2 separate regions of the Homo sapiens genome follow, and region 2 is linked to region 1. A link is an interaction called in ENCODE POLR2A ChIA-PET data of the cell type or tissue named here. Cell type or tissue: PC-9. All regions are shown on one strand.

Region 1 (8,000 bases):
GGTATTCATTAATTTCTCCTTTGAGATGGAGATATCTCATTATAACTATGAAGTCCAAAGTAGAATATCAGGGTTTTAGAAGTCAAAGAAGAAACAATATAGCAGAGACAAACTGAGAGGAGAAGGGAGGACATTAAAAATAAACCTGGCCAATTTTACAAAGGAGATTCAAAATCCCTTTCCCGGGAAGAAGGTCCTGGAAGACTTGCCTCTCAAGAGTCAGTCTTTACACATTATTACTCTTTTAGAAATCACAAGATAAAACCTAAAATGTAAATTCCTTTAAATAAAACCCAATGTAAATGTACAAATCATCTCTCAGGAACAACATATATTACAAAATGATACAATTTGGTCTACCTTTTAAAAATTCAACTCTTCTGTGATGCTTTTAAAATAAGTTTTATTTGTAAGAATGTATTTTCTATGCAACTTACCAGAATATATATAAAGTGAGATTCACAAGAATATATATAAAGTGAGGTTCAAAGTGAGGTAACTCCCCTTAAATCTCTATTTCCCCCCCAATTTATTGAAGTATGATTGACTTTATTCTTTTTACAAGTTTTATATCAGTTTTTAAAGTCCTGCCACATATACACATTCCTTTAAATTTTCACAAGTCTGAGGGAGATATTTTTATTATACCCATTTATTTATTAGGGTGAAGAAACTGAGGCTTAGATTCACCACTATAAATGGCATACTTACAACTCAAATAGAGCTGAAATTTAATTAGCTCTGAAATAAAACCAAAAAATTTTAACAGACAAGTGACAAATCTAATCTGATATAGGTTTTTTAATATCTTACTTTCTGAGTCCTTGCCTATCCAACACCCAAACAAATTTAAAGTTTGATCTGTAATAGTTGCTACTGTAAAAATTCAAAACAAAAAAGTACATAAACACAATGTTTTTACTATACGCAGTTAAATCTGTATAGGAACATATATTAGTATATGGAAGAACTTGGTTACAACCTATTAATATGATGACAAGTCACTGTTAATAACTTTGAGTTAAATAAAAACAATTTAATGTGCTTATTTTCTTTTTTTAAAAATGGAGGTGAAAAACAGTATTAAGAACTACTGAGCATCTTCTACTTCATCTAAAACACAAATCTTAGGTATATCAACTCTATTTTCAACAAATCCATTCCTATTCCTAAATTTAACAATCTTTGAAGCATATAGCATAGTTCTTTTTTAGGAGCCACTTAAGTTCACACAGAGTCACAGAAGGTTCTAGCATTTCAGGATCTATGAGAATCATAAAACTGGAAACGCTAAGTGCTTGTCACCCCCAAATTCACTGTTTGAGAACCCTCGTTTACACCACAGTGAACATAAACATAAACTTACAAAGAAAACAGTACTGTCTTGATTTACTATTCTTAATAATATTCATAGTTATTATGAAATAGTACCCAATGTTCTAATTAAAGCCATTGAGGATTTAAAAAGAAAAATATTTGCTTCTGTTTTAAAATTAACTATCAAAAATTGTTGGTAAAAATTTCTTTTTAAAATAAAATTATACTTAAGTGGTCACTGTCCTGTTCATCTGTTTCCTTTCATAAAAATACACCTGACTTAAAGTACAAACCGTTTTATCTCTTTTAAAAATAATCATTCCATAGAGGTACATTTCAATTAAGTCAGTCTACTTAACTGATGCTTTCAAAGACTTGAAAGTTCATTTAGATTAGTAATATTGTATTTATATACACAGAGTGAAGATCAGTAAAAACAAAAAACAAAAAACGCAGAGTAATCTTCTGAATTTAACTAGTTCCATTCCTTACTTGTTAATACAAAGATTTGCTTTGAAAAAGCAAATAATACATACGCTGTGAGGAAAGCAGAAGCATATTTGCAGATCTTATATTACCTAGACTCTACAGGAGCAAAAGTTTCTCACTAAGACTACTAGAATCATAGAACTTTACAGAAAGAACGCATTTTGTCCCAAGTCTTTTATAACTCCATTGAAATTACAGGCTCCTGAAAGCCACCCACAAGAAACCCAGACATTGAAAGTAGAAAAACTGTTAGTCATCTTTTATGTTAATGTAAAAAGAACATTTGGGGTTAATTTAACCATACGGATTTAAGTTGGAAAGTGTTAAAAATCTGTTTCTGCGGTGTAATTCTGGCATTGCCACATAAAATACATCTTGGGAGGGTTTGCTTAATATCTTTAGACATTTATGACAGGATCCTCCTTAAACTTTTTGGACCAAGGTAGTATTTTTATTCCAGTGGAATTTGTCTACAGAGACCAAATCTTATAATGAAATCCCTGTCCCATTACCTTTGTTAGTGGTGTATTTTCAATGAAGCATAAACTTCAATGTAAAAATCTGTTTTATTTGTCTGAGTTTTGAAGGAAAGTGGTTAGAAAGGAACATTAGGCATTCTGGGCTTCTTAAATGGCAAATAATTTTCCTTCACATAAATACGGAGCCATTTTAGAAACTGCAGAACTCTATGAAAAGTTCAGCGCAAATACAACCAAGAGTCCTTGAAGAAGAGCCAGAAGTCATCTCTCTCCCACTTAATTTTATCTAGAACCTTGCTGTGCAAACCACGGTTCATGGGCCAGCAGCATCAATGTCATCTGGGAGCTTGTTAGAAATGCAGACTGTCAGGGCCCTATGTAGCCCAGACCCACTAAATTAAAATCTGCATTTCAACGAAATCTCCAGGTCTGTGTTCACCTTACAGTGTGAGAAACAGTGACCTAGAAATTACTAACCGAATGCTTCATGATGACAGGGATGCTGTATATATGCTGTTTACTGCAGTATCTCCAGTACTGAGAACAGTACCTGGCCCACAGTGGACACCTGACATAAATATCTGTCAAATAAATCTACATGTGCACATTTATGGTACTATTTTATACTCTGTAATATAATTATATGTATAAAATTATTATATCTGCACAATGGTCTTAAGTTCCTTACAGGTGCAAATGTTATCTTATCCCTGAATCCACTGTATGTCTCCCAGTGTTCTGCAAATATCACTCAATAGTTTATCAATGATAACTTTTAGATATTCAATATAGGAATATAGAATTTCTTCAGTGTGAAAACTTTGGAAAAATAAGTTCAAGTCAACATGTAATTGCTGAATTCATCTATTTGGCTTTGGTTTTAGATACAGCTAAGAGTGCTCACCCTAGGAATGAAAATAGTAATGGAAAACATTATATAGGACCAAGTTCTGATTCTATGTGGTACCAGAGAACAGGGATGGCGTGGATGACTGAAATCCAAAATTGATTCCAAAACTTCATGTTATTCAATAGCTTTAAGGTCTTCCCTTACCAAATCTTCTATCCAAGCTGCTAAAAGTTTGAGTTTTTTGGGTTTTCCTTTTTTTTTTTTTTTTTTTAGTTTCCTTTTCTTTCTCAAATCTTCCATAGGTCTACAGGCCCAGAGACAATAAAATGGCTAAAAGCCATCAAAAGAGAAAAATAGCAATAGAGAGATTTACATAATAAATGAAGTGATTAGCTCTCAAATAACCAGATGTCAATGAAAAATCTAGAGCTAAGTAAAAAAAAAATAATTTGCAAAAGACGTAATGATAATAGTCAGATATGTTAATATATGTATTGATAACAAGACCATGCCAAAATAATATTCAAAATAACGAGATATTCAGACTCACAGATATTGCTGGTTCTCTCAGTTCATATTACAAAGGAAGAACGCTAAAATAGGGAGACCCTTCCTAACAAAGAACTGCATTTTTTCATTTTAATTAACTAAATTAATAGTCCTTTCTACATTTTTTTTCCTTCAGAGAACAGAGGATGAAGGTAAACCAATAGGTATGTCTGACCTTAGGTGTACATATTCTTATGGAATATCGTGTATACATATACCCACCCCCTCAACACACACCACCTCTGTCATGTTGTCTTCCCAAGAGTATAGTTGACTATGGTGATGTCAAAGTGTGTAATTAGTTTTCATTGTTCCCTTGATAGCTATAGTTCCATACAAGACCCTTTGCTTTTGATGCTGTAAATGCTATGGAAAAAATACACTAATAACAGGCATTTAATTATGGTTCTAGCAACCACAGTGGGAACACTGCCAGAAAAAGACTGGAACCTCTGAGATGGCAAAAACATATATATATATATATATATATATATATATATATATATATATATATATATATATTTGGCAAGTGGGGGAGGTTCTGTTCTTCAATTACAGTAATTTTCAAAATATTAATGACAAGCATATGGTGGGAAAATTTTAAAATGTTTCCTTGAATCTTTGTTGACAATAAAGTATGTATACAATGCTACACCCATACTGAAACCAAGAAGAACACTATCATGTCTGTAACTAAAATATTAATAAGAATAAAGGAATTGCTTATTAATCAGGGAAATACTCTTTAGAATAGCTTTATATTTTGATACTATAGGTAAAGAGTACAAAGATTTCATTTCAAATTTTGTTTTTTGCCTGGCTTTTCACAGACTTTAAAAAAATTATCACTTGTGATACAAAATACCTGGGTGCTACATTCTCTGATGTTTAATTTGTTTTATACAGTATTTAAAATAAAGTATCCCAAGTTGCTGCAATGGCAGACACCAGATCTATCACTGAGGTCCCTTCTCTCCTTATTAATTAGTAATTGGGAGACACATTTTGGCAGCTTTCGTTTCCCCATTATTTTCTCTAGTTTGACACAAAACCCTGTCAGAAGCACCACTATTTGAACTGTACCCCTCTTAGTGCTGGGTCACTAAATTTTAATAAACGGAGCTCCCGCCAGAAAACTACTGAAATAGGCGTAAAAGTTTATTGAAGCAGTAACAGTAAACAAATATATGAAGAAAGCACTGAATGCCACAGTATCTAAAACATTAATGGTCTGTCTGAACCCAGGGGTTACTGGCGAGATTGCAGAGCAGAGGCTAAAAGAAAAGGCCTTTAACAAAACCACTGCTTTCATCTGTCTGTTAAAAAAAAAAAAAAGAAGAAGAAGAAGAAGAAAAAAAAAGTATTAGCTAAATAAAGCAGGCAAACACTTTGCTGCAGCAGAACCATACATCTGAGCTTCCCTTAGCCTCCATTATCCCAACATGTTGAATAAAATTATTGGGAGGCAAAGATTTATAGCGACTATATGGACAGAGAAGCCATCCGGAAGCCACAAAAGCTCTGTCTGAGCCAAAGAAACATTTTCATAAATGGTAAGGTGAGAAACTTAAAATGAAAACTAAAAAGACTGATACTTTGGAGGTCTGCAAATAGCTACAGAATCAGTTTCAAGATCTCCATCTCAAAGTGTCAGTCACTTCAAAAACGCATCCTGCTACGATGGTGGCTCAGGACACTTGTGTGCCAGGGCAGTGGCCATGCTGTGCAAGTCAGAGGTCACCGCTTCCACATTCCGACATCTGTCTGTATTTTCTTGCCCTGAAACAATAGAAGGGGAACTAGGCTCATTTGCTCCCACTTTGTTTAACCTAATTGTTAGACACAAAAGATAATTTCCCATACTTAGAATTATTTTTTCCTTTTCCCCCCATTCTCATTTGTCTCCATAAAATTAAAAACTATTAAAAATGTAAGCACGTGAAGTTGTCTATACATTATTGAGTTCAGTAAATGTAACAAAGTTGTATATCCCACTGACATCTACAAAATATAAAACATCAAGTATCATGTCTGTCATCATCACAACCTAGATAACAATTTGCACTATAATTATCCAACCTAACTATGCCATAACCTCATTTAATTCAAACCACAACACTGCCTGTTTCATATAAAAATACTTTCATTTACTTTTATAATTTCCAGGGAAAGAGGCAAGAGCTAATTCTTAATTATAGTTTTTACATATATAAATAATTAATAAATTTTAAAATGGAAACTCTGACAGCTTGGAAACAGCAAGAAAAAAAACAAAAGGTATTTGTTAGTTCATTTAAAAACAAAAGGTCACTTTGAACATTCAAGTTATTTTAGTCTTCTCACTAGCCAAAGAAAAACAGATGCTAGATATCAGAGGAAAGTTTTCTGCGCAAAAATGGTCAACTCGTACCTGAACTTTAACCGCGATACATGTATCTGTTATTAAAACATGCATTTATTGCCTTTACACTACATCTACAACCACCCAAAATCCTACCTCTAATGAACTGAAGCAGTTTTTCATAAGTGACATAAGTAATATTTCACTGTGCCCAGCTTAATCAGGCTAAGTCAGGTTACTTTTGAAATTAATCTTACGGAAGCTCTGCTTTTACTGCAGTACATGAGAATAATGTTCCCAGCCATCATCAAACACATGCAGTAGTAAGCAGTATAGTATAAATTTTTAGTAAAGTTTATTAGGTCACTTGGTTTTCCAAATGTATCCAGAAATACAAAACATGACAGAAAATATAGCAGTCAGTTGATATACTCTCATAATTTTTAGTAACAAATATGAATTTACTTGTAAAATAATCTATGAGAACCCACAAGAAAGATTTGTTCTAATGTGATAGGAAGAGCCTATATTTCAGAGACAAAAAGGCTCTGACTTAATATAACGCATCTTAACCCCAACTGCTTCATATTTAGAGGTACCTATACTCTTATCAGTACCTTTTGCGGGAGAAAGATTCCGGGTAGACTTGAGTAATTAAAAAAAAAAAAAAAAGGCAACCAACAAATAAAAAGAACTACTTAGCATAGTCAGAAAAATGAAATCAGGATTTGAGGGTGGAGGTGACAATAGGGGCTATTAATATATCACTTTGAAGTTAGCCATAAAGTATAAGCTTCGAGAAAAAAATATGTATGGAAACATGGTACAGCCCAACATTTAACATTAATATATAATATGCCTGGGTTTAAGCATATTATTACTAAGTTAAAACATCCTTTTCTGTCAACTAAATATAAGAAGATAGCATTTTAGTAAGTTCGCAAATAAGATAGCGCTTTAAATGTAGAGAGCCCTGCCAAAATGATCATAAAGTGGTTTAGTCCTTTTCTATCGTCCATATTCATTTCCGAACCAATTTCACGAAAGAAATAAAATCGGTCTTAAAACAAGATGGCTGCTTCTAGGGGGGAAAAAAAACACGCTGATTTAACTGAAAGCCAAAAAACAAGCTTTTCTAAATCAGGAAATAAGCACTTAATCATATTTTTTCTAATCTCTAAGTAGGTATTCATGTGTTTCCAACATGGTAATCCATATATTATACTGCGTGGTTATTTTAAATCATTAATAGCAAAGCGATTTTTAAAACAGGTCTAATCAATGTGTACTAACAACATGATTGTCCAAGGCATATACATATTTGCTAACATATATGACTGTCCAGAGCATATGCCAAAACTCCCACTTTTAGTTCACACCAGAATCGTGATCATCAGTCATGAAAATCAGGTCACTTGATAAGCTATAATAGAAAGAATATTTATATCTTATATCTCCTAAGAATCCAATCATAAAACTTGCAGCAATATCCTATTACAATCAAATCAACTGTACTTGACTTTTTAAAAGTAAAAATCATAGGAACTTTACTGTTAGACGATCTCTCCTTGAGCTACACTTTGCTGACCCTCCCTAAAGCAACTGGAAGATCAATTCTGATATGCATATAAAAATTAAGAGCATTTTATCCATCTTGAAATAATTTTAAAATAGATTTTTAAAAATCATTCAAACGTATTTTTATTCCTCACTTGAGTGGAAAATAAGACCTGACAGTAACATTTTCTTCAACCTGTCAACTGTCAATTGTATGAAGGATGTTTCTAAAGATGACAAAGGTTTATTTTTCCTTATTGAAAATGATAGAATTCTACCTGAATGAAAGCTGAGCTAACCATCACTGTGGTACACTACTGTCTCTCAGCAACTAGCTAGCCTAAATAAGAGTTTTCAATATTTTAAAATAATGTTTTCATTGAACTATATGGTTTACTGTTTGAAAATTATATTCAGA
Region 2 (8,000 bases), 150 kb before region 1:
TTTAAGCCTCACTTTGTTGAAGCAGCAATTATTTTCATAACCTGAATTAACGAATGCTGATTTTGTACGTGAAAAGATGGACAGAAATGTCACACTTTAATTCACGCCATTAAACAAACAAAAAACGGCCATAAGGTCAAAATAATAGAACTAGATGAAAAAAGTAGTCGATCTAGAATCCTGTGAAATTTTCTCTGATTTAAACTGTTTCTTGCCTTAAAGAAAAGTACTGCAGCTGTGATACAACTATGAGCCCTCCTCCCTTTAAAAGCTGATGTCAGTGAGAAATACCCCATCTGATGGGTTTTCAAGATGTACACCGGGCATTGCCTACGGAAGTTAGTTAATTACACCAACCTGCGGCTGTTAGCAATGAGGACTGCCCCTCTTCACCCAACGTAGGGCAGAAACCAATCCTCTCAGTTCACCGATCTAATTCCAGTTTTCAGGCACACTGGCCATCCACTGCCTCCTTCCCTTCCCTCTCCAACTCTTAGAAAACGAAATGCAGTTAATTTATGTTCATTTTATCCATTTCCTCTCATGACTCACTGCAACAGGAAACTGCCGTCTCTGTTGTGTTTAGACCAGTCTCGTCTTAGCCACGAGCTAACAGTATCATCATTTAGAAAGATCCCTCATCATGCCACAGTCAACATCAAACTGTTCCTCGACATTCTGAATTTATCTAGCACATCTTCCCTATCTGATGCAAATGAACCGGCAATCATTTTAGGAAGCAGTGCCTTAAAGAATTGTGATCCTGACACAATTGCTGTGGCGGTTTACTCATTACATTACGAAGCACAGCTGTATCTTGTTGTTTCATCTGTGGGGCTTTTGACAGCACATAACTGCTGAAAAGCATGTACATGGGGTTGATATATACACACACATACATACATACTCAGGACGTGCAAAGGAGAACGTGGCCGTGCTCGAAGTGTATCAAACTATGACTTCTAAATTCCTTTCCATCAAATGCCAGTAGAAGCACTTGATAAATGGACCCTAGGAGAGCACTTCTCATTGCCTCAGGATGGAACGACTCGCAGGCATACGACACTCCATCAATACAGAGAGCTGGCAGATTGAAAGGCGGGAAGGACTATCTCTGATACGGTGCATCTGCTTACTAATAGCAGCAGCACTCCAACCCTCTTCCCATTCATTGCCTACAGGAACCACTCCTCAGAGAGGCACGCCAGTCAACAGATGGTCTCTGGCTAAGGTGTAATCAGGAGCAGCTTGCTAAATTTACCCAAAACAAATAGAATTACAGGCTTTTGCCCGAGTCTGAAATTGAATTGAGAACTTGGGTGGTGGATAATGGAAGCTAAAATGGAAGAGCTCAAAATGCATCACAGCATGTTGGGAAAGGGCGGGCACAGGGTGCAGTTTCAGCTGTGAACTCCACTGTTTACTACCAGGTCATCTATTGCCAATAAACTTGTCTACTATGCAGGATCGTTTCCCCTCAAGATCAAAGCTTCCAGGATTGGTAAAATTGTCACCAGTTAATGAAGTCATCTGCCTTCGGTGCACAGTGAACAAAATACTACCTGATGTTTTGAATATGTTTTGCCCAGTTGCAATGCCTTCACGTAAAATGTCAACAGTTCTAACCATCCTACTTTCATTAGCAGTTTTTATGTCCACTAAAAATCTGTCATTCAAAAGGTAAGAATCATTAAGGATTCTGAATAATGTGATCTTCTAAGAAGAGGTGTTCCGATGTCTATCTCCAGAATTCCTCGCTGTTTTCAATCATTCGTTGCTCAGAATACAGGCAACATAAAGCCTCAGAAATTGCCTGAAAAAGTCAGCATAAAATTAAGAGTAAATCATTTAACCTATGGCTATGTTTCACTACTTACGTAGTAAGAACTGTGCCACCCACACAAATCACTGTATCATGAAGCTTTAAAAGTAAATGAGGCAAAATATGTAAAAGCACTTAAATTATAAAGAGATAAGGTCTTAAGGATAAGGCTATTTGTAACCCAAGCTATCAGCAGTCACTTTAAAATTATTATCTTCATAACCATTAATATTTTTTATTACTAAATTGTTTACCCATTAAAAAGGCCATTAAAAAATTAAAAATTTCAGTTTCTAATATTTTATTGTTTTCTAATCTTCTTTGGAAATAAAAAGATGTGTATTTTGTATTTTACATCATTCAGTATTTGCAATGCAGAGCTTTTAAAATGTATTACAGCATGCATTGAATTAGCTACCTTTAAACTAATAATCAGGCAATTCTCCTCATTCTTCATGACTTAAAATCCCATTATGGAAAATTCACTTTTATACATCAATCAGTCTAACATTTTCAAACATCAGTTATATAAGAAGTATCTGAAGTACCTCCTATTTTCTTCGAGCATTTTGTTGTAAGGAACTCTGCCATGCAGAGAAGGAATCCCAAAAGAAAGGTCTTTTTTGTTCAGGATGAAAGTATTTAAAGAGAGGGTATTTTTTAAATTAACTAAAAAAAGAGCTTCATTCTTAAGGTTTGAATTACAGACTGACAAGGGCTAAAATATCTTTTAACATAATTATTTTTTAAAGTAACTGACTTGAAATGAAACTAGCATTTTTCTTAAATGAATGCTGTTAAGTAAAGCAAAATGTGTCCCTACACTCGAAGAGGATACATTTTTAGTGATATGTTATATATATAAAAAAGAACTAGATGCTAAAGCTACCTTACTAAAATATGTGTCTTCTCTATTTGGAGCTTTATCTGCTATTCTCTCTTCTTTTATAGAAATAGAAAATGCATTATTAATGTACAAATAATATGCATGCTTATAGGAACAAACATTTTGAGCTGCAGAATAAACTAATGAAAAGAGCACAGACAGATACAGATATCTAATTACTACATTACCCTGGGCAAATCATTTAACTGCTCTATGATTCAGTCTGCCCATCTGTAAAATCAGTGGAACAGCTTCCCTACCTATCCCCAAGATATTTGGTAGGAGTACATGAAAAAGTGTTGTCGAAGCCTATTTAGGCACCAAGCTTAAAAGGTCTGGCACATGTTTGTGAAAGTACAATTATAATGATTTTCATTACTATTCTAGTAGACTCTGAATTTTAATCTTTAGGAATAACCCTAATTATTTTATTTTAAAATGCTTCAAAAATATAGCTATAACAGAAAAACCTGTCATATAACTAGTAGTAAAATTTTGGCCCTATAATATCATCCTATTTATTATTCAATTATTGCTTCAATAAACCAATGTATGTATAAAAGGTAGCCTTTGTTTTTCCGTATCTTTAATGCAATTTGTTCTGAAAAACTACTGTGACATTAATAATAAAGGACAAGCTCTGTAAAGAAAAGGTGCCTAACAAAAACTTGGCAATGATCTCCATTCAAAGCAAAAATGCTATGAATTTTAAGATAAGGGACCTGTTATATGTTAAGTAAAAATATTCGTAGTTTATAATTTGTGAAGCAGTAGGCATTGCATAACTCTGAGAAAAAATGCTGTTCATTATATGAATGGCAATTTCAAATAATATCAAATGATTTAAGTTCAAAGGACTTAGGAAAGCTTCATGGCATCCTGTTATTAATTTCACAAAAATTTCTTTAGAAAAGAAACTGAGTCCTACATGAAAAATGTAAAACTACAAGGTGCACTGTGTACTGATTCTCCATGCAACAAATCTGCAAACATTGCCTAGGGCATGCTATATGGGAAATCTGGACAGCTGGAAATCATAGTAGACAAGGAGATTTAGGTCATTGATCTCAGAATTGGAAAATTTCCCCTAGTGAGCCAATATGAATCTGGCACATATCACTGATACACACACATACACCCCTCCTATATCCTCAAAAAAGTAGCATATCACTAAGAGATATCATTAGAAAATGTATGCAGTAATAGCAAAGCGTGTGAATATATTAACTGATTGCGTAGTGAAAATCTTCAATATTCAGTAAATATTCATTGGGTACCTCCTATGTACACAACACTGTGAGAATCAGTAGTAAGAGATATAATTAACATTTGTTAAGTACTTGCTATTCTACATTCTTTACCTAACTCATTTAATCCCCCTTTCCCATCTCTCTCTCTTTTTCTCTCCCCCCCACCTTCTCTTGGAGATAAAAAACAATTATGATCATCAACATCAGCATCATCCCCATTTTCCATTTGAGAAAACTGAAGCCTAACTGAAGTAGCTTGCCCAAGGTGATAGAGCTAGTGAGCGACAGAGCCAAGATTTAAACCCTGGCAGTCTGATCCAGTCTACACATTCAACCACTATGCTATATTGCTCTAAAGCACAACCACAGGGAGCCACAAGAAACACTTCAAGCTCTTGAGCACTTACGCTTTATTTGTGTACCTCTCACTGCCTGAAATGACTCCCAGCTTAGGACTCACCAGCTCCATGAACCCTTCCCAGATTTCCCTCAGGAACAGTTGTCTACTCCCTTCTCTGGTCCATCAAGATATCTTGTACATATTCCAAATTCTGTACTTATTGGAACTATATTATAACTATTTGTCTGCATGTTTGCTCTTTTTATTCGTGAGGCTTGGCTGAGAATTCAACACATAGTAAACATCCAGTAGAGTAAATGATTAACCTGTCATTGGAACATTACAATTTAGTTGAAGAAGTAGTCTGAACTCTATTGGTGTAAGTATTTGTGTTTGATAATGGCAAATAAGAATAAAGGTTACCTTAGCAAAGGTTGCTAAATTATGGACTGGGGTGAAGATAGGGCTCAAACCTCACTCTGATAGACCTTAAAGGATAGGAATGAATCAGATGACTGGAAAAGAGGAGAGGCAATCTGGGGCCAGATGAGCAGGAGCAGGAGCAGGGGATTTGAGAAATGAGTGCCTGAGGCAGGTGTGGAGGGTGGGCAGCCCATTTAATGGCAAGCTAAGGAGCCTCAAATTTATTCTTAGGGCACTAGAGAGTCTTGAGCATGGAAATAACATGATCAGAAGAGCAAGGCAGGAAAAACAGTTTTGGCTGCAGGAAACACAAAGGTGAATAACAAAAAATATATAATATCTAGATTTTGAGGGTGAAACCTACTCAGAATCCTTCTTTAGTAAGGAAAAAGACAGCTGAAACATTCACCACCTGCTGAAAAAGGCTTGTCTCCAAGAAGCAAACTGTTACTAATAGTTTTTAATGTAAGTAAAAATTCATTAAACATTTATTGCTGCTTTATTATCCTACGGGCTAAGAATACAGAAATAATGCATCATCTTCAGGGATAAGAATCTAAATTTTTGAAAATGAAATACAGAATATGGATTAGAGAAGTAACATAAAATGATCAAAAGTTTGTATGTGAAGGTCAGAATGAGAGAGCTATTATTCTTATATAATATGATCTGTCAAAATAAAAAAAAACTTTTGTTCAAAAATAAATGATACAATCAGAAAATGAGAAAGGACATTAGAAGTAATCTAATCCCACAGCATTTTAGAGATGAGAAGAATGGGAGGACCAGAGAAGTTAAATGATCACCTCCAGGTCACACAGAAAGTTGTCAGTAAAATATGGATTACAAATCTCATCTCCTAACTATGGTTGACTGCTTTGCCTCTGCTGTTTTTCATAAAGCTATAAATATGACTACACTAGAAAAATAATTCTGGTATATTTTGGTATAAAACAAATTATAAGTCTTTAATAACATCCATGTAAACTTTAAAAGATTAAAACAATAGAGCCAATGAAAATGGATCATTCATTCATTTAGCAGCCTATATTAATTAAGAACCTAGCCAGGGAATGCAGGAATGGATGAAGGGTTTGGATATAAATAACGGAAAATGGCAAGGCGTGGTGGCTCACACCTGTAATCCCAGCACTTTTGGAGGCCAAGGAAGGAGGACCGCTTGAGCTCAGGAGTTTGAGACCAGCCTGGGCAACACGGCAAAACCTCATCTCCTAAAGATAAAAAAAAAAATTAGCTGGGCATGGTAGCGCAGCTGTAGTTCCAGCTACTCAGGAAGCTGAGGTGGGAGAATCACTTGAACCCAGGAGGTCGTATTTTGGATATGCTGAATTAAATATAAAATTAATATCACCAGCATTTTTAATTTCTTGGTAAAAATGTAGCTATTAGAAAACTGAAAATTATATACATGGCTCACATATTTCTATTGGACAATGCCACTCTGGAGAATGAGCAAAGATTAACCAGCTGTGGGCTGGTGCATGCTTAGAAAGGCCAGGAAAGAGGACAAGGTGGGATCTAACCATTAAAGGATAAGAATCTGAAGATTTTTTTTGAAAGACTAATTTTCAGGGAATTGTGGGGAAGAAAGTCTCACAGAAAAAAATGTGGGTAGTTACCCAAAAGTTTCTCCCATCATCTTTGGAACTTTGGCCAAATCAGGTGATGCCTTGGGCAAATCAGGTCTCCTTCCTCCTGCCACTGAACTAAACTTGCAGTTTATCCTTCTGTTTGTTCTCTGTGGAACTGTGAGCCAAGTGAAGTGCAGATGGATGGCTTCTTGGAACAGAACTGAAAGCATGCCAGTACTTAAGTTAGAATAGCATCCACCTTCAGTGACCACAGTTATTATGTGAACACCGTAGGTCCTCACGTGTGAGGTCACCGTATTATAGAAGCAGCTCTCTGGATAATTATTCACACAGACACAAACACACACACAGACGAATGTCATCAGAGTTTTTTGCTGTAAAACACTATTTCCATCTGTGTCTTCTGCTGCATAGTTTAATTCCTGTATATGTCTTTTAAATAAAAATGTGGGCCTCATCTGTGTTACACCAACCTTGAAGACATGAACTGCAGACAAATTTTCATAATAACTTCAGGGCTATCAAACTGGCTAGAATTGAAATATCAAGGTCAGCCCTGCCATTTTCAAATTATCTTCAGCCTTGATATAACAATAATCTTAATTAAATAGACTTCTAAAAACTAAGTGTAAGTCAAGCTTGAACCATCACTATTTTCAGAGTATACTAAACAGCTAGTAATACAAGTATAAGCAATAAATTATTCTTGTTTTTATAATAATGAGAAAAAAGTTCTAGAAGTTAATTCCACTTAAAGGTGTTTCAATAATTAATAATTTCATTTTTCTCATGTCCAATGTCATTACAGAATTAGGTATATTCATTACTTGAAACATTTCATTTAATCATTCACTTATTTACTTATTGCAGTGTTCCTTTATTGTATTGCAGTTATTTGTCCTGACAGTTTATAGTTCCTCGATTAAATGGATATTTTAGGTATTCTGGTTTTAATTACCTAGGAGCAAACTTCAGGTTTCAAAGTTGCATTTGGACAAAGTGCTATTCCTATAAATTTATTTATAGGATGGCTTCGCTCTTGAGTTAATCAGAATTTGTGTCACTTACATAACAATGGTGACTAGCGTGACATGTTAGTAGTCTCTAATGCAATTTTGCTAAAAATTTTCTTATAACCCATTAATACATAAGAGCAGATGTCTTTAGATACCCTTTTACAGACTCTTTAAGATGACTATTTGTTCTTTTCATCTGAAAGAACCAACACAAAAGAGCAAAAGTGAGTGTCAACTCTTTTTCTTTTCCTTTTTTTTTTTTGTTTTCTGAGGTGGAGTCTCACCCTGTCGCCCAGGCTGCAGTGCAATGGTGCGATCTCAGCTCACTGCAACCTCTGCCTCCAGGATTCAAGCGATTCTCCTCCCTCAGCCTCCCGAGTAGCTGGGATTACAAGCATGTGCCACCATGCTTGGCTAATTTTTTTTTTTTTTTTTTTGTATTTTTAGTGGAGACGGAGTTTCACCATGTTGGCCAAGCTGGTCTTGAACTCCTGACCTCGTGATCCGCCCGCCTTGGCCTCCCAAAGTGCTGGGGTTACAGGCATGAGCCACCACACCCGGCCTGAGTGTCAACTCTTTTTACACCCCTTAAAAATATACTCATATACAGATGAATGGTTATAAATGATTTAAAAACGTAGATGAGGAAC

The links. ChIA-PET counts read pairs that join two places held together with the same protein. Peaks named below come from ENCODE experiments on the same cell type or tissue, not always from the same donor. Only the 100,000 strongest peaks of a DNase experiment are listed, where the experiment ranks them.
Region 2: POLR2A ChIA-PET joins it to region 1 with 18 read pairs; 6 of 35 experiments call an interaction of 5 or more read pairs at or near these places.

Annotation. Positions count from the first base shown.
Region 1 is chr5:107,656,110-107,664,109 of GRCh38, forward strand. All of the region lies in intron 1 of EFNA5 (ephrin A5), which reads right to left. Among named protein-coding and RNA genes, the nearest start is that of EFNA5, 11 kb to the right of the region's middle. In PC-9, no CTCF peak of the experiment used is centred here; no DNase peak of the experiment used is centred here; H3K27ac peaks cover 277 bases.
Region 2 is chr5:107,501,718-107,509,717 of GRCh38, forward strand. The region is part of intron 1 of EFNA5 (ephrin A5); the gene reads right to left. Among named protein-coding and RNA genes, the nearest start is that of EFNA5, 170 kb to the right of the region's middle. In PC-9, no CTCF peak of the experiment used is centred here; no DNase peak of the experiment used is centred here; H3K27ac peaks cover 849 bases.